Regions from separate parts of the Mus musculus genome. Here region 1 is linked to region 2. Evidence: chromatin loops called from intact Hi-C (ENCODE). Cell type or tissue: left cerebral cortex. All regions are shown on one strand. Each heading gives the region's core, and the rest is flanking DNA. Links, peaks and the distances in the headings are about the cores only.

The links. A loop is a pair of places that touch in the nucleus more often than their neighbours do. Peaks named below come from ENCODE experiments on the same cell type or tissue, not always from the same donor. Only the 100,000 strongest peaks of a DNase experiment are listed, where the experiment ranks them.
Region 1: it touches region 2 in a loop (4-fold over the local background); 1 of 42 quality-filtered maps calls a loop at or near these places.

What each region holds. Positions count from the first base shown.
Region 1 is chr17:47,289,208-47,298,907 of GRCm38, reverse strand. All of the region lies in intron 2 of Trerf1 (transcriptional regulating factor 1), which reads right to left. Among named protein-coding and RNA genes, the nearest start is that of Trerf1, 64 kb to the right of the region's middle. In left cerebral cortex, for the core only: a CTCF peak has its summit at 763 (motif pointing left); DNase peaks (open chromatin) are centred at 1,988, 3,260, 4,405 and 4,794; H3K27ac peaks cover 492 bases.
Region 2 is chr17:47,034,161-47,043,860 of GRCm38, reverse strand. It overlaps the pseudogene Gm4945. Among named protein-coding and RNA genes, the nearest start is that of Ubr2, 28 kb to the right of the region's middle. In left cerebral cortex, for the core only: a CTCF peak has its summit at 4,815 (motif pointing left); DNase peaks (open chromatin) are centred at 4,242 and 4,776; H3K4me3 peaks cover 469 bases; H3K27ac peaks cover 1,032 bases.

The DNA.
Region 1 (9,700 bases), core at 760-8,759, 250 kb before region 2:
CCGCACAAAGCACAGCCCTACTTTATGTTACTTGTTGCTACTAGATCCTGCCAGTCAGAACTACTCTATCTCAGAGAGGAGACATTAACACTCAGGAATGACCTTCCAGTTTTCCTTGATCTTTGTGGTTGGACACAGGACCTCCTGCAACCCAAGCTGGCCTCCAACTCACCACCTAGCCAAGGATGACCTTGATCCTGCATCCACTCTGACAAGGGGGTCTGAGTGCTCCTTAAAGCCCTCAACCGTGCTGCTCTCCATGGTGCTATTAACTCTATCAAGTGCCGGGATGCCAAGTGTGCACCATCACATCTGGTTTTAAGCAGTGCTGGTTAAGTGCCCAGAACTGAGTGATGACCCTAGCCCAGGGCAAGATCTTCTTAAGGTCACTCCGTGGATGTCAAACAGCCAGCCAGCCTCACCCAAAGCTCTGTTGCCAAAGGATGGGGCTTCCACAAATACTCAGCGTGGAGCACTGCTCCACACTGCCGATCTGACCAATCTGAGACTACTTCCCTATTGCTGGATCCTTGGAGTTCTCAACTTTGACCTCCGAAGGGCCAACGGGGAGCTAATTTACACTGAAGTACAGAGATGTCTCGGGATCCAGCTCTCCAGCATGTCGATGTAAATTTGGAAGTGGGAGAAAGAATATGGTGTTATTTTAAGCTTCCTGAGTTGGTAAAGGATGGAGTCTGATACTGCATCCTCAGATCTGGCCCCTTGCCACGAGATACACTTCAGGGGCTCTGACTCCCTCTTCTGGTCTCCCGCAGGCACTGCATGCGCATAAACTCACATATGTAAAATAAGAGGGAACATGGTGTACTTTCCACTAATAATGAATGAATGAATGAATGAATGAATGAATGATGCTTAAAAGGCTAAAAGTCCTTCATCTCGAACATCTCACCATAGGCAGAGAGCCTTCCTCACAAGGTCAGCATCTGGAGTCAGAAGGTCAGGGTTTGAATCCCAACTTTGTACCAGCCAGGTGAGGAAGATCCACAGGTCCACACCGCTTGGCTCGGGGGCATGTGTTTTGCTGTGCGTGGGTAGGTCGGGGGCTGTTTTCCCTTAGGCTCCATCTACTTTGTTCTTTGAGACCTGAGCTACCTGATTTGCCCAGGATATCCCCAGGGAACCCTTCATCTCTACTTTCCCAGCACTGGGATATAAGCCACCATGTCTGGCCTTTTACTTGAGGGTTGGGTCTTGAACTCACATCCTCGCATGACAAACACTTTACTGACTGAGCGTCTCCTCAGCCTCAGAACCCCCTTCTTGATGTTTTTTTTTTCCTCCCCTCATAAAACAATTATTTCTATTTTATGCTCACGCGTGTTTGCTTGCACTGCACACGGGCCTAGAGCCTCTGGAGGCCAGAAGAGGGCATCAGATCTCCCGAAACTGCAATTTCAGGTTGGTTGTGAGTCACCTTGTGGGTGATGAAAACTTTAACCTGGGTCCTTGCACAAGCAGGCAGGGCTCTTAGCTGCTGAGCCACTGCTCTCAATCCTGGTGTCTGCAGAGAGGGACAGGAATGGCTACCCTTTCCAATGCAACTAAGGGCCACACTCCACTGCGGATGGGTACAGCGTTGGATGGGGTGAGCTTTCTGATGTTTAGTTCTAGCATGGATGCAGTTCAGACCTGGCCCAGTGACTCAGCCGTGACTAGTTGGGTTTGGTGATTTGTTTCCTGGGTAACCTTCGGCCTTCCCTTTGTCAGTTAGGAGAGTGAAGTGGATTCAAGAGGAAAGAGAGAAGCCTCGGCAGGCTGCAATCCTCTTCCAGGAAGAACTAATGACCCTGCTTACCCTGCCCCCAGGAAAAGGGTGCTTCCACAGTTACAGATCCAAAACCTCAAGGGAAGAAGGCTCAGGCAGAGCAGTCACCAAAGAGTCTAAAGCTCACACCACCGCCTGGTTTCATAGGCAGCTGCCTGGGGTTCCTGCTGACACACGTGTGCATGTGTATGCAAGTGTGTAGGTGGAGCAGAATGTGGCTACGGGCCAGGCCAGACTCTCTAACCAGGTATTAGTGGTAACAAAGGTGTGTCAGAACCCAGGCCAGATGCTGTTTAGGCCACGCCCATCTGCAGCTGTAACATTCTCCTAACTGTGTACAGGCCTCAGGCCACCAGACTCCAGGCTTCCAGGGGGCTACTGGTGACACATCCATATGATGTAACTAAAGGGTCCCTCTTCCCCATTTCCCTACATTCTTGAAGTTACATGTGCCTCCTGTGAAGCACAGCTGGCTCCTTTCCCTTCCCCAGGACCCTGGACTCCAAGACTGCCTGACTACAAAAGCTCCAACTCCAAACCTGAGACTCTTCAAGATGCGACTCTGTTCTCTGGGGTCCAGGAAAAGAAAATCATGGTGTCATTGCCAGATGACACACAGCAATGTCTGTAGGATGCTAAGGCAGGAGGATTTCATATTCAAAGCCTCTCTGTACTAATGTATATATATATATATATGCACATCTATATATCTATATATCTATATAGATATAGATATAGATAGATAGATATATCAATCAGTGTTAGGGGCATACTAGAGGCTCTTCCAGAGGCCCAGGGTCCAATTCAGCTTACAACCAACTATAGTTCCAAGAGATCATATTCCCTCTTCTGGCCTCCACAGTCACTGTATACATATTACGCATAAACATACAGGCAGACAAAAACACTCATACATGTAAAATTATTTTTAAAATTTAAAACAACAAAAAATATAATAATATCTATTAATGAGAAGCCGAAGAGCATGCAGCCAGGCACCGGGAGTGATCCCAGCCTACCCATGTTCCCTGCCTGTCATTTCCTGTGTCCAGAAGGCCACACTCTCAGGAAACTGGCAGCACGGTCACCATTGCATTATTTTGGGTTACAACTTTTCCTCCCACTGAATGATGGTCACTCTGAGGAACTAGGCACATGCCGTCTAGCCGGACTATCCCGGAGATGAGGGCCGGAAGTGGCCTCAGCTCCCATTCATCTGCTCTGACGGACTTTCCCCGCTACCAGGGAATGCCTTCAGACCTCATAGCAGCCTCTGAGACGTCAGAATGAGCTCTCTAAAAACAACACAAGGGACACGGACAACCACAATTTCTATGGATGCAAACTCATTCCAAGTTGAGTGACGGGAGCCCCAGGGAGGCAGAAGTCCAGAGGTCCAAGCACGTGAATCTCCATGGAGTCCCGTGGAGGCGGGAGAACACAAACTCCCATTTATTTCTGTGTCATCACTGTGTCTTGCTGCCTCTGACTAGCCCTCACGTGGCCATCCCTTCCTCTCCTCTTGGTCTTCTGGATTCCAACCGAGTCTCCCCCCTGTGTCTGCTGGATTCCAGGCTCACAGACTACTGTAAATAATATTTAATATCTCCTCGTCACCGGAAATTTAAACAGTCTCAGATAGGGCTCCTTTAAGCCCACTTCCCCTACCCTACTCCCCACCCCCATCCAGCTGCCGAAGATTCAGGAAATGCAAACCTCACAAAAAGATAAGCTGGACCAAACAGAGAAGGGCCAGCTCTGGGACCCTGTTGGGCAAGTGACTTCCTGTCCTATACCCCAGGCTCTGCTTCTGCAGAACACAGGACCCTGAGCTTCAAGAGGGAACTCAGTGTGAGGAGTTTCTCTAGGTGCTCCCCGGGACACCCCAAAAATCCTGGACCAGGGCTTGAAACAGTAGATCCTCCTCCACACTGGTATCTTAGAGGGTCCCCAAAGAGCAGCCCATTGTGGGGAGGAAGGCTGAGGAGAAGGCTCAGCAGTTAAAAGCACTTGGCTGCTCTTCCAGACAACCTGGGTTTGGTTTCCAGCACGCACATGATGGTTCAAATGACCTGTAACTCCAGTCCAGGGTCCTAACCCCGTCTCTTCTGGCCTCCTTGGACACTGTACCCAACGCTGGGCAGTGGAGACAGGGAGGATTCCTGGAGTTCACTGGCCTAATCTGGGAGTTCCAGGCCAAGGGGCGGTTGTCATAAAAGACAAGGAAGACACTTGAGATTGTCCGTTGGCTTCCACATGCACAAGCACACGTGCGCGCACACACAAATGCACACAGGCATGCACACATGCACACACATGTAAAAAATACATAGCTGACCATGGTGGCTGACAGGGGAGGAGCATCTTGGGCTCAAGGCCAGTTTCGGCTACAGAGTTTGAGAGACCCTGCCTCAAATGTCCACACGCAAACAAGTAAACACAGAAATCAGAACATATCAGAATGGCGCACGTGTTACGACCAGTGCAGGTCAGGGACTTAAGGTAGTTTTAGGAGCAAGACATTCACTCTGTCATCATGCTGTGCTGATGGCCAGTCTCCAGAGGAGCACTTAAAGACTCACTTGAGAGCATGTTTCTGTCAGCTATTATGTAACCCTGACAGCACAGGGGCCCTCAGCCCGGGACACCTCCTGGCTTTATACCCAGTGCCTCTGGCACCCCAGGCTCCTCAGACAGTCCTGGATGCGCTGCACCCTGCTTCCTGGTTCTGGAATTATCTCCATGGGTGTATCCAGGACAAGCCCTTGCTTCAACCAGGGCTCAGCTGCCTCGGGGAATTCACCAGTGGGAAATAGTTAAATAGTTAATCTCATTGAGCTCGCCCTGGGCCAAGCCAGCTGGATGGAAGGATCAGTCTGGCCTCAGAGCCCTGAGTAAGTAGAGGTAAGGAGGGGCAGGAAGGGTGACTCACCCAGCAGAGAGGCTGTTAATAGACTCTGAGGTTTACTGGTGGGGTTGGGCCTCTAGCCCCAGGCGTATGGGCCTAGCCACTCATTTGATTGAGAACATCAGGACACCTTCTCCTAACTGTATGGGAAGAGAAAAACCTTTCCCTAATCCCATCCACCCCCTTACCCAGGTTGCCTAGCAACCCCCTCCCTCCCCAAACAACCAAGCAACACGAGGTAGTTTGAATAGAGTTTGGTCCTTACAGTTTTAGAGAAAGATGCCAATTCCTGAGCTTGGTGACCCAGGTTCTGGGAAAACTTAAGGCAGAAGCACACAAGTTGATGATGTTTGTGGATGGCTAGACGACTCAGGAGCCTGGGGGCACACAGTAGGACTTCATAGGACTTTGGATATGCTAACAGCTGGCGGAACCTTCGGGAGGGGCCATGGAGGCCATCTGTGGGCCTGGAAGCCACTAGCTGGCACTTACTGCCTATGAGAACAGTTACTGGTCTCTAAGACTAGACCCCACCATTTCTACAGCCAAACGTTGTAGAACCCAAACTCCCTCTGCTGCCATCTCACCTACTGGAGCCACTGACTCAATGCAAGTCTTCCTCCTCCAGGAAGCCTTCCCTGACCCCTCACAGGCACAGCACTCTCTCCCTCAGCTTCCTTTCTAAGTGAAGATATTTGGTTCTTTAGGCAACTCTTTGGCTATGCCTTTTTGATGCTACACGTTCACCACACAGAGCCCAGAGTCACTAAAAGTAGCAGTCCCTGAGGCAAAAGTGGGTACCTGATCGATATCAAATCAGGAAGTGGCCTGAGATAAACCTGGTAGTGCAGAAAACCACCAAGCAGAGGCGAAGACAGCTGAAGGCGGGGGCGGGAAGATGGCTTGGTGGGTAAAGGTGTCTGCCACATAAATCCGGCAACTTCAGCTTGATTCCCTGGAGACCATGTAACAGTGGAAGGGAGTCCAAAGAGCTGACCTCTGACCCTGCGCTCCTGCTATGGCACGCCCATCACCCCATGCGTAATTGGTGCACACACAGAATGGAGGTGAATGGATGTTGAAGATCCTTCTTCCCTGGCCAGAGGACCATGGTTATGGGCAGCCAGACCGCCCTTCATAAGGCTCCATAAGGGAACAGACCACAGCGAGAGGCTCCAGCACCTCTCGTGGCACATCACAGAACAGGACACAGGAGTGTGTATGGAGGATGGGATATTTCAGGCTCTTTTCAAGAACCCAAGGCTGATACCTGCTGCAAGCAATGGCTAGCCATGAGCTGTGTCTTGCCTCTGATCGTTTGATATTTATTTATTGATTGATTGAGAAAAGATGTCACTCTGTAGACCGGCCTGGCCTGAAATACTATCTGTAGCCCAGGCTGCCCTCAAACTCATAGTGATCTTTCTGCATCAGCTTTCCGAGTGTTAGGATAATATGTGTGAACGACCATGTCCAGCTATTTGGGTTTGAAATGGGTTCCACAGACAGGCCCTGAATTTCTAATCTGAAATGATCTTCCTGCTTCTGCCACCAAATGGCTGGGTCCACAAGAGTATAGTTGTACCCATTTTAGTTTGTTTGTTCCTTCCTCTATCTATCTATCTATCTATCTATCTATCTATCTATCTATCTATCTATCTATCTATCATGCTCCAGTTCAGACACTGTAATCAGTATCGAGGCTGGGATTCCTTCACACCAGATTCCCACCTCCACTTGTGTTCCATAAACCAGCTCTGTCCACTTCAAAGCACCACTGAACAAAAGCGCTGGCTACAAAGGGTTCTGGTCTCACAGCATCCGGTTGAGAACTGCTCTCCTTAGCTCTCACTGCCAACCCTACACAGCCTAGAGTCAGCTGAGGAGAAAGCCTCTAGCCAAGAACTGCCTACATCAGATTGGCCTGGAATCCTGTCTGTGGGGAATTATCTGGATCATCAGTTGATGTTGGAGGGTCCAACCCACGGTGGGTGCCACCATTCCCTGGGCTGTTGGTCCAGGGTTGTGTAAGAAAGCATCTAGCTACGCATGGTGTATGAGTGAGCCAGCACACAGTGTTCTAGCTTCAAGCTCTTGCTTGAGTTCTTGCCTTGATTTTCCTTAATGGTGGACTGTAACCTGTAAGCTGAAATAAACCTTCTTATCCCCTAAATTGCTTTTGGTCAGACAGCTTTGTCAAGTGCTTACAATGACATCCAGGACCTGGGTTACAAGCTCTCCACAATTCACCCCAGTCCCGGAACAGCTCTGTCTGCTGTCCTGAGGGGACAAGAAATGCTGTAGCTGGGTCACACTTAACTTTTTCTCCTGCCCCACAGGCATCTCACATCCAACCCAGATGCTCTACAGCTGTCCTCCACCCAACCCAGGTGCTCTACAATTGTCCTCCACCCAACCCAGGTGCTCCACAGTTGTCCTCCACCCAACCCAGGTGCTTCACAGCTGTCCTCCACCCAACCTAGGTGCTCCACAGCTGTCCTCCAACCAACCCAGATGCTCCACAGCTGTCCTCCACCCAACCTGGGTGCTCCATAGTCATCCCCCCACCTGACCTAAGTGCTCCACAGCTGTCCTCCACCCAACCCAGGTGCTCCACAGCTGTCCTCCACAAAGGGCTAACCAGAGGGAAACAGAAAGAGCCACAGCAGAAAGGACGGGGTAGCTGTGTTAGAAGCTACACAGGAAAAGGGCAAAAGTGAGGAAGAGCAAGTCAGGGTCTAACAGAGATGCACTGGGCACCTGACTCTGGGAACAAAGCAGGAAGGTTTGCTGGTGACCACTGAAGAATCGGGCCACCGAATACGCAGAGCCCACTTCCTGTCTCATGAGAGATAAAACAATAAGCTCGAACAACTCTCACAAAGCCACCATCCTGCTACTTAAAGCACCCAGACACCAACGGATATTCTTTGTGAATATCATTGTCCGAATTGGTCACTGGTGGTCTTGGGGACAGGGAAGGTGGGGTAAAAGAGACTGGAGTGGGACATAATCCTCTCTAGTCCTCTCAGACTAGGGTGTCATAGTGGCTTCTCTGGGCCTTGGTTCATTCTTCTGTGAAAAGTTAGAAGTTTCTGCTCAAAAATACTCTTATGGTACGTGGGGGACTTTCTGGCGGGATAGAACAGCAGACGTTCTGCTCGTCACGTCTCTCATCCGAAGACTAACCAGGCCTGCCCCTGCTTAGCTTCTGAGATGAGACAAGATCAGGTGCATTCCGGTGTGATGGCTATAGACTCTACTCAACATTTCTAATTGAGACAATTAAGGCACACAGGCCATTACCTCGAGTTAATGGGTATCTCTGAGTTTAAGGCTAGCCAACACTACACAGTGAGACCCTGTCTAAAACAAGAACAGTCAGTGCCAGAGGTCTGGGTGCACCTTTCAAAACAAAACAAGATAAAGCACTTCCCACACCCTGGTCCCCAACCTTGACTGTTAAACTGATAGGGTTTAGAATGACCATGGAAACAACCCCCTGGGCTGTCTGTGAGGGATTATGTAGATTAGGCTAATTGAGGTGGGAAAATCCAGTTTAAATGTATAAGCATGGGTGGTATCAGCCCCTGGGCTGGAGTCCTGGCCATCAGCACTCAATCCTCTGCTTTCTGACTTTGGGTCACTGTGACCATTTGCTTCAGTCTCATGGACCCTGACTTCTGCCATGATGGGCTTTTCAAACTGTGAGCCAAAACGAAACCCCGAACCTGCTTTTGTCAGATATTTTGTTATGACCACAAGAAAAGTAATTGATAATACAAACCAACAAAAAAAAAAAAAGTTAAAACCTTTAAACAGACATACACAAAATCCCAAAGAGTTGTCACCTACAAACTTCACAAATCAGGGAGCTGAGAAATGATTCCAGATTTGAGAAAAGAATAATCCCCAAGTCTGAGAAAAGAAAAATGAACAGACATGAGAGAGAAAAATCTGTATCAAGACTATAAAAGAGTGTCTGATTTTAGGGAAAACATAGAATCAAGGAAAAACACAAGAAAACTATAGTATGTGAGCTGGGAGAGGTAACAAGGACTATTAAGTCAGTCTGTGATTCTGTCGTGTTTGGGAGGAGAGAAACATTTAATTTTAGACTTTAATATAACTGTTAAAATATTCAGAGTAACCACTGAAAACAGGCCCAGAATACATAGATTTTAATTAAATTTATTTAATTAAAATATTAAGATTGAGAGTGGAACAAAGGGGGAGACCATTTCAGAGTGCAGAACAGAAAAGTCACGACCATGTTCACAGGGCACAGTGACCGCAACCCACCAATAAGCTATGTCAGTAAATCTTTTTTTTTTCTTTTTTCCTAATGGCTTTTAAGAGTCAGAATCTCAAATCAGTATCTCAGCAGGCCTTGAACTCAGAATCCTCCTGCTTCAGCTTCCCAGTGTTTGGATGACAGAATTGTACTAATCTACCCAGCAAGATAGACACTGACCAAAGAGAGTGGTGCTTTAAAATAAAGTAAAAATGTCGGCATTGTGAGGAGCGATTGAGGAACCTAATGAGAGATTTTAACACATTTTCCTCTCTCTTTTCAGGAGTTTGTACAAGTGCCGGGGATTGACCCTGGCGCTTCATGCTTGTCAGACCAGAGAACTCCACTGAGCCGGGTTCCAGCTCACATCTTTCCCAATAACGAACAAATTCACCATCCAGAACCAGAAAAGATAAAGTCCAGATGACCTGAGTAGTACAGAGGACCATCACACCTTGTGTGGCAATGCACGCCCTTAGTCCCAGCATTCAGGAGGCAGAGGCCAAAGTATATCTGAGAGTTCAAGGCCAGTCTGGTCTATATGGTGAGTTCTAAGTTACACAGAGAGACCCTGTCTCAAACACAAACAAGCCAACAAAATCCAACCCTAAAGTCAACCTTATTGTATTATCAAGTAGATAAAACTAAATGCAATAATTAAAGAAGGCATACTATCTCATGGGCTTATAGAATATTTAAGAAAAATCAA
Region 2 (9,700 bases), core at 626-8,625:
TTCAGTCTGAAACAGTGATGTCTAATTGAGGGGTAGACAAAGTGACAAATCAGAAAAAGATTTGACAGAATAAGTCAGAGACCAGGACACACTCAATTCTCACAAGAACAGACAGGAAGGAGGGGGTACCTAAGAGCAGTGCAGGGAGAGAGGCGGAGTTGAATGCAGCTGAGCTTGGTTAAGTTCATGCGGTTCCATTCAGTTCTGTTCAGCCGGGGCTGTCGGTGCGGTTCAGTTCATGGCGTTCAGAGGCAGTCCTTCCAAGCAGAGCAATTCAGTCAGAAGCCGAGAGAAGCCAATTCAAACCAGTCAGCTTGGAGAACAGCTTGAGCCAGAACAGCTGAGTCAAACCAGCCACCCAGAGTTCAGAAAGAACTAGAGAGAGTGAGTTTGTTCAGCAGTAAGTCTCAGAGGCTGAAACATTCTCAGCCTAGGTTAGCAGACAGAGGCTGGAAGCTGAAACCTTCAAGGTCCAGGCTTGCAGGGGATTAGATTTTTGGAGGCTAGCAGCTTCCAGGCCTAGGGATAGTTAGATAGAATGCTCTGGGCTCAGCCCAAGATTTGTATCTGCACAGCTTGGGGACGGCTTTTGTCTCATCCCATCCTCTGAGGAAATAAAAGCATCATTTGCTTATTAGATTTCCAAAGAATGAACAAACTTCTTTAAAAAGAATGTAGGCGGAACCTTTTTTCTCCGCCAGCAGTGAGGGAAGCTTTTACGTTAGACCTTCCAGTGGCGTCGGTCCTATTTCCCATGCTGCACTGTGGGCCTTTCTCTTTCGCTTCCGGTCTCAGGCGCTGCGGGAGCCGTGGGTTACCACATGGCCAAGTCCAAGAACCACACCACACACAACCAGTCCTGCAAATGGCACAGAAATGGCATCAAGAAACCCCCGTCGCAAAGCTACGAATCTCTTAAGGGGGTTGACCCCAAGTTCCTGAGGAACATGCGCCCTGCCAAGAAGCACAACAAGAAAGGCCTGAAGAAGATGCAGGCCAACAATGCAAAGGCAGCGAGTGCGCGTGTAGAGGCCATCAAGCCCAAGATGCCAAAAGGACCCAAACTCAAGCGGCTGTCTTTCATCGCTCACCCTAAGCTTGGGAAGCGGATTCGAAGCTGCATGGCCAAGGGTCAGAGGCTCTGCCAACCGAAGCCTAATGTCCAAACCAAGGCAGGGGCCAAAGCTCCAGCTAAGGCCCAGGCTTCAGCTCCAGCCCAGGCTTCCAAAGGTGCTCAGGCCCCCAAAGGTACCCAGGCCCCTGTGAAGGCCCCATAGAAAAGGCTCCTACCAGTGTGAAGACAGACGGACTGCTGTGACACACTTCCCCACACACTATTTGCAGATGACCAGTGTCCTATGCTGTTCTTACAAATAAACTCAGGCAAGATCTGTAAAAAAAAAAAAAAAAAAAAAAAAAAACGTAGACATCAATGAAACTATTCAGTCAGAGGATGCTGTTAAACCTCCCCACGATGTCAAGCTTCTACCAATGCCTGCTAGGCATCAGACGAAAACTTTTAACGTGAGATATGAACATCAGAATTGCCAACAGGGAGCCAATAAGAGCATGAAGGACTCATATAATGCAGGATGGACAGGGGAAAAAAAACTAGAAGAAATGAAGCAAAAACACTGGTTCAGATTCCCCAGAGAAAAGTGTAAAAGTATCTCTTACTCTCTTGTAGTGATTGTCACCTCGGAGGCTTACTGCCTCCGTCTGCTAACCTAGGCCTAGTCCTAGAAGCTTCCAGGCTCCGTACAATCTAATCTAGGCCCACAATGTTTTCAGCCTCTGAGACTTACTGTTGAATAAGCTCACCCTTTCTGGTTCTGATCTCTAGTTGATGGGTTCAACTCGGTTGTTCCAGCTCAAACTCCTCTCCAGGCTGGCTTCTCTTTCTCAGCCTCTACAGAATTGTTCCACTTGGCCTCAAACTATCTCTAGCAATCTTTTCTAATCTTCTGACTCCTTCTCATTCTCGGGCTCCTTCTGTCTTTACCCGTGTCTAGCTTGTTCTCTTCAATCTGTCTCTGTAAAACTCTCCCAGTAAAACTGCCTCCTCCTCCCTCTCTGAGCTGCTCCACTCTCCCTCTGAACTCTACTGCACTGTTCTCCAGGAACTCTACTGAGTTCTTCCTGTGTTGTTTGTCTCTCCCTTAAGTAGCTATCCTTTTCTCTCTCTCTCTCTCTCTCTCTCTCTCTCTCTCTCTCTCTCTCTCTCTCTCTCTCTTTCTCATGAGAGTTGGGCAGATCCTATTCTGTCATCTCTTTCTCTGATTCATCACTCTGCCTCTCAATCCTCAACCACACATCACTTTCAAACATGGGTGCTTCCTTCTACAAACTAACTTCACCGTCATTGTTTGGGATTAAAGGTGTGTGCTAAGGCTGAGCCACACCACAACTAGAAACAGATTCAAATATCCTGTAACAAAAAAGGAAGAATATGATCTAGTTACCCCCTTGTATGTGTGCGTGTGTGTTCTCATGCGTGCAGATTTTGGTCTCGGGAATTGAACAAGCACCCTTACCAGCTGAGCCATCTTGCTAACCCTGGGTGGGTGGGTAGGCTAGAGTGTAGAATTATCACCAGGGCCTTGACTTGTGCAGTTTTGGAAGCTGAAAGATCTTCAGATACATGCTGAAGACCCGAGAACCAGGCACGCTGATGGCTACCGGACCCTTTCCAAGTCCAGAAGCAGTGAAGGCGGGTGTCACAGCTCAAGGTTGCTCAGACATTTTGTCTGTCAGGCAAGAGATGGGTTTCAAGTGCCTTGCCCACAACAGTGAAGGTGAATTGTATTGTATTACTCCCACCTTGTCTGCAGGAGACCCTGAGGGATGCCTGATGTCCTAGATAGTACCACGTGTTATTACACTTTTTTCTGTCTACTCAGACTGATAATAATGTGTAATTTACAAATTAGGCTTGTCGTGAGTTTGACAATTAACATTACAAATGGAGACTGGAGAGAGGGCTCAGCAGCAGTTATGAGCTCTCACAGAAGACCTGGGATAGGTTCCCAGCTCCTACATGACAGGTCACAGGTTGTGACCACCTCTAGTTCCAGGGGACCTGCTGCCTTCTTCTGGGCTCCGAGGACTTGTTAGGACACTAGGCACACACAGAGCACATATGCACACATGAAGCGAACACTCATACATACAAAATAAAAATAAATAACCATGAAAGAAAGAAAACTTAAAATCCAGAGAAGTTAGGTTACTCTCCCAAAGTCAGTTAGCTAGCCAATAGGGAAACCAGGTTTAGAATACACAAATACTTATGTATGTTCACGGATGGTGGATGGGATAACACACCCCAAACCCTTCACGGTGGCTATGTCTGCCAAATGATGCTGAAGCTCTTAGGCAGTGGCTCTCACCCTTCCTAATGCTGTGACCCTTTAATACAGTGCCACACGTTGTGGCAATCCCAACCATAACATCATTTTTCTTGCTACTTCATGACTGTAATCCTGCTAAAGTCATGAGTTGTGATGTAAACATCTGACATGCAAGATATCTGATTTGCAGGACAGCTGATCTGTGAACCCTTGAAAGGGCTGTTTGTTCCCCCAAAATGGGTCATGACCCACAGGTTGAGAACCCACTGGGCTAAATTTAAAAAAAAAAAAACAAAAAACAAACAAAAAAAACTTTTCTCTTCCACTTTGTATACCAAATGAAATATAGGACTTTTATTTATATCTTAACTTCTTTCTCTCCCCCAGCCCCACCCCCTGGGCTAAGACAGAGTCTCACTGGCTATTCTGGCTGACTGGAACTCACTGTGCAAACTAGGCTGGCCTCAAACTCAGAAAGTTCTGCCTGATTCCAGAACATTCCAGGCATCACACCCTGCACATTTGAATTTCAACAGGAGACCAGATTTGCTCTTAGTGTTTACTGAGAATTTAAAAATTAAGGAAGATTAGGAATAGTGGTGCACACTTTTCATCCCAGGGCTTGGAAGACAGGGGCAGGTGGATCTCTGCACATTCCAGGCTAGCCTGGTCTACATAGGGAATTTCAGTGAGACCCTGTCTCAAGCAAGTAAAATGAAATGAAATGTTTGAGTTCGGTGTCTGAAATTCACAGTTAACTGAGTGTACATATTTGTATTTGCTAAGTCAGACAGCCCAGTCTTAGTTTGTCTTCTGTTGGCAGGGCCGGCAATTCCTTGGTTCCTCCACAATGAAATACCAATTCTCCAGGAATTCTGCCACCATCTGATAAGACTGATTCAGACATTCAAGTTACTCTAAGCTGTGGTGACATATTAACTAGGGGTAATTCAACGGCTATGCCTGAACCTCTGTCTTTGCTTTATTTTGTGTTTCATTTTATTGAATGAAAAAGAAGCTCTGTCAACTGGAAGAAATTTCAGGCGAGATCAAATTTCAGTTTGTCTCAGACTGGTCCTCCGAAGAATTCACCCTGTGCCACGCAGAGCTTCTTGTTCTCAAGTCCCTACTACTAAAAAGTAGGCATGGATCTTAACTGGCATTCTGGCTGCTGGCGTGGCACCATGGCTGGTTGCTAGAAGGGCATCCCAATATACATAGCTCGGGAGGAGAAGGACTTGATTTCCGCTTGAAGATGTCATTTTGAATTTCACTTTCTAGCTGCTTATGAAACCTAAAATAACAAAGCGACACAGAGTACTTCTGGGCTCCCAGCTGTGCCACCAGTCACAATTTTAAACAAACGCAAGCTCCATTGTTAAAGAGAGACTGCAGGCATAAGAAAGCCCAGCCCCACCGAGAAAGGCGAGCCTGAGAGGATGCCAGCCCTGGACAGGAGCGCCCCCTGCAGGCTCCCAGCAGTATCGCGGAGGAAACGGATCTGAAGAAGGCTCCAAGGTCATTTCAAACACAGTCCTAGAGAGTAGTTAGTTGTCTCTGCCTGAAGGGCCACTTGAGAGGAGGGTGAGGGTGTCCTTGCAATGAGCAGAATCAAAGGCAGAGGACCTAGTGACTTGAACTCGTACTCTACAGGGAATGCAGGACCTTCTGCTTGTGTTCAAGTCCCTGGGCAGGGTCGATGTTTGGTCCACTGACAGAATCGATATGAATGGTGAAGAATCCTGAAGTCTGGGTTAGGAATGTCATGGTACAAAGCTGTACTTGTTCTGCAGGATGATAGACAGGTGGACATGCACAGAGTAAGGGGAGGGAGAACCCTATCTCGGGATGAGTCCAAAGTGCTTCTTTCAACATCATCCCACACTTAAGATGCCAGGGATGGATCCAGGACCCTATGTTGGCTAGGCAGGCTTGTTATCAACTGACCTACATCCCTGCTGGTTCCCACACGCTGCTTTCTTTTTAAATATTTGTTTACTGCATGTTCAAGAATGTGTGAATGTGGGTACACACAGGTCACAGGGAGTGTGCACAGGTCAAAGGGAAGTTCTCAGACCTCTCCAGCTACCTTGAGGAATATAGGAATAAACTCAAATCATCAGGCATATACAAACATTTTGGCATATTTTTTTCAACCTACTTTAGTAAGGGTCCAACCTCCCCACTAGTCCACCACCCATCAGAGGTAGTGGGAAAGAAAGGTTATTAGGATATGGGGGAAGTGTACCTGTTTAGAAATAGTTCTTTGGAGCGACCCCAGTCTTTGTTGCTCTCAGTCCAGTCCACTAGCAAACACCAAACATGAACCAGCAGCTGCCGTCCAGTCCGCTCGGCAGACACCACACAGGAATCAGCAAGGGCAATTCAATTCAGAAGAAACCTTGCAGCTCACCAAGCAGTCCGAGTCTGCAGAAGCTGCAAAATCCGCAGGAACCTCACCATAAGTTCTTTGGTGAGGTTCTCTCTATGGAATCGCCACAAGCAAAGCTTGGCAATGCAATGTAAGGCAAACCAATCCATGCAGGTCGTCAGTGAAGAGCAGCAAGGCAGAGCAAAGCGAACCAATGCTTGAGCTCCCAATGTCTGGGGGTCATATTTATATTCCTTCTGAACATCATGTGTCTTTTCTTGTGTTTGCTATAGCAAAACATCCTTACGCCCTTGTCTGCTTCAGAAAAACATTCCTTCACATGCCTACTTTAACAAAATATCCTTTCACCTGTGTGCCCAGCAAAATATCATTTGACATAACTTACTTTCCAAAGAAACCAGAAGTTTCTATTCACAAACACACTTGCTCAGCCAACCCTGCTAGTCCTCCACATTCACTCAATGGCACTGGTCTGACAGAATCCCCTATTCCTGTCTCTGCGAATTATGGTTTCACTGGTGGCTAATAGGTAGATTGTATTTTACTGCTGTCCAATTTGTAGCTACAATAACTTAAGGATAGATTTATGGGGGCTGGAGATATGTCTCAATGGTTAAGAGCACTGGCTGTTCTTCCAGAGGACCTGGGTTCAATTCCCAGCACCCACATGACAGCTCACAACTGTCTGTAACTCAAAATCCAGGGCTCCTGACACTCTCATGCAGACATGCATGTAGCAAAACATCAATGAACATAGAATAAAATTAGACATATACATATATATGTGTGCCCTAACATTTTAGGGCCCTTTCAGGGCTGGGATGGCCCACTATTAAAGCACCCACCAACCAGGTGTAAAGATCTGAGTTTGAATCCCAAGAACTCACAGAGAAGCTGGGGGCAGAGGCACACTGTGTTATCTCAGTTCCCCTACAGAAGGATGAGACTGGGAGACAAGAGAACTCTTAGGGACTCAAGGGCCAGGAAGCTTAGCACACCCATTGTCTAACTTGTCTGATCCAGCCTCAAGCACAACTCACTGAGTAATCTGGAACAAAATGCATGGGTTCACAATTCACAAGAGATCAAAGTAAAAATGGAAACCCCTGTAAAATTGGCAGATAGACACAGACTACTCATCTGGGAATCAAATTATGAAAGAGGGAGGGAAGACAAAGAGGGATTTGGCTAAGTTTCCTCTTACCCGAATGACTGCTCTGATTCTGTTCTCCCACCCCCCTCCTTCCCCTCCCCTTCCACTTCCCTCCATTCCCTCCTCCTCCTCCCTTCTCTTCCCCTCCCCCTTCTCCTGTCCTTTTTTCTTCCCTCACTTCTCCTCCCCCCATCTCTTTGGCAGGGTCTCACATAGCCCAGGCTGACCTCAAACTCTCTGTGAAGCTAAGGCTACCACTGAACTCTTGATCCTCCTGCCTCCACTTCCTGATTTCTAAGGTGACAGGCACACAGTGCCACATCTGGCTTCATCAGGAAGCTTTTCATGATGGCTTCAGCAAACCAAAGCCCAGCCCTCAACAGTGAGGGCTTATCCCTCCACTGAGAAACAGCACAAAGCATTGTGTCAGCTGTGGGTAGACTAAGTACATAAGATTTACAGAGAATATATATACATGTATATGTGTGTGTGTGTGTGTGTGTGTGTGTGTGTGTGTGTGGAGAGAGAGAGAGAGAGAGAGAGAGACTCAGTTCAGCCCTATACTATAGAAAGGTTTGACTACTGTTGCCACTGAAAAAAGTAATTAACGGGTTGAATTAACTGTTAATCATAACTGATAAAGAAAATGTTGGTTTTTGTTTGTTTGTTTGTTTGTTTGTTTAATTTACCAAACCTTGAAGATACATTGGAGTGGAAACTTAAGGGTTCTTTGGAGAGTCAGTCGTGTTGGATGGTATTTTGCTGCGGCAAACACATGAAGGAATGTTTTCCTGAAGTGGACACAGATGAAAAACTAAAGCAGACTCGCGGAGAAGTGTTGCATTGAATCAGACATAGAAAAGGAGATGCTCTGCTAAAGCAAACATGTGACAGGACACGTGATGAAGGATTCGTTACTAACAACATGCATGTCTTGGTCTGCCTTACATTGCGTAGTTGAGCTCCATTTATCCAGACTCCTCTGACTCAGACTGATCGGATGTGCGTGCAAGGCACGTGGAGGACGAGTGATGTTTGGAGGGTATAAACAGGAGTGACAGAGACAGAGTTTGGCTTGCTGGTACAACTAGCTGGGCAATACTTGTGGGTCTCCAGTCTTTGCTGATCTTCATCTTCCTGAGAGAGGCACAGCTGAGAACTTCTCCTGGTGTCCCTCCTGGTCCCTCCTGATGACTCACGCTGAGACTGAGGTTGAGGCCTGGCTGTCTCTGCTAGATCGGGTCACCACTGTTGCTAAACTGACTCTATGGAACTGGATTGCTCGTGTATCTGGGAAGTGTTTGTGATTGGTTTAAGCTGCCTGCTAATCTGTGGACTGAACTGCCAATTTCCAGACAATGCAGGTGGGAGTTGCTCCAAATAACCTTTCTAAACAGATCCACTCTGCACCCCCCACACACACACCCCATCCCTGCCCCATATCCTCTCTATCCTTTCTTTTTCACTACCCCTGGTGGGTTAAAGCATTTGAGAACCATCATTAAAAATAAGATTTTGAGCTGGGCAATGGTGGTGCACGTCTTTAATCCCTGCACTTGGGAGGCAGAGGCAGGCGGATTTCTGAGTTCGGGGCCAGCCTTGTCTACAAGGTGAGTTCTAGGGCAGCCAGGGCTATACAGAGAAACCCTGTCTTGAAAACAAAAAACAAACAAACAAACAAAAATAGGATTTGAAAAAGACTAAAGTTACAATACATTGTCGTGCAGAAACGATCCATTTAGTAGGGGCTGGGGTGATGACTCTGTGATAAAATGCTTGCTCTGCAAATGTGTAAATACTGACTTTACAAACATCCCCTGCACCACACTGGGACCTGTCTGTAATCTCAGCATGGGGCAGGATGGCTAGCTAAGTTAGTGGGATCTGAGAGTTCTGAGTTCTGCTAGTGACTCTGCCTCAGGACATAGAACAGTGAAGGATCAAGGGTGACACTTGGCATCAACCTCTGGTCTCTACACACATGCACACATATACACTCACCCCCAACACACACATGCACATACACACATGAACACTCACCCCACACATACACACATGCACACACACTTCCAACAAACACATGCACATATACACATGCACACTCACACACACATGCACATACACACATGCACACTCACCCCACACATACACATGAACATTCACCCCAACACACACATGCACATACACACATGCACACTCACACATGCACACTCACCCCACACTCACACATGCACATATACAATGCACACTCACCCCCACATAACACATGCACACTCACTTCCAACAAACACATGCACATATACACATGCACACTCACACATACACATATGCACACTCACACATACACATATGCACACTCACCCACACACACACATGCACATACAGACATGCACACTCACCCCCATACACATGCACATACACATATACACATGCACACTCACACACACACACACACACACACACACACACACACACACATGCACATAGACCATGCACATATACATGGAGACAGAAAGAGTGAAAGAAAGGGAAGGAGAGAGGGTGATTCTACTTGGTCCCAGAACCAATGTGTAGAAATTAACCCCCACTAAATCACAACATTGTGAAAACCCAGAATTTTAAGGGTAAAAGCCCAATCTAATTCCTGAGATAGAAAACCGGGTCAGCACAAAACATCAGATTTCAATAGCTGTGGATTTCTTGACAATAGTATGGGAAGCTGTGAGAATCCTGTTTCTGCACACAGCATTTTTGGGAAACTACTGGAATACATACTTTACCAAAATTAGCATAGATCCAATAATA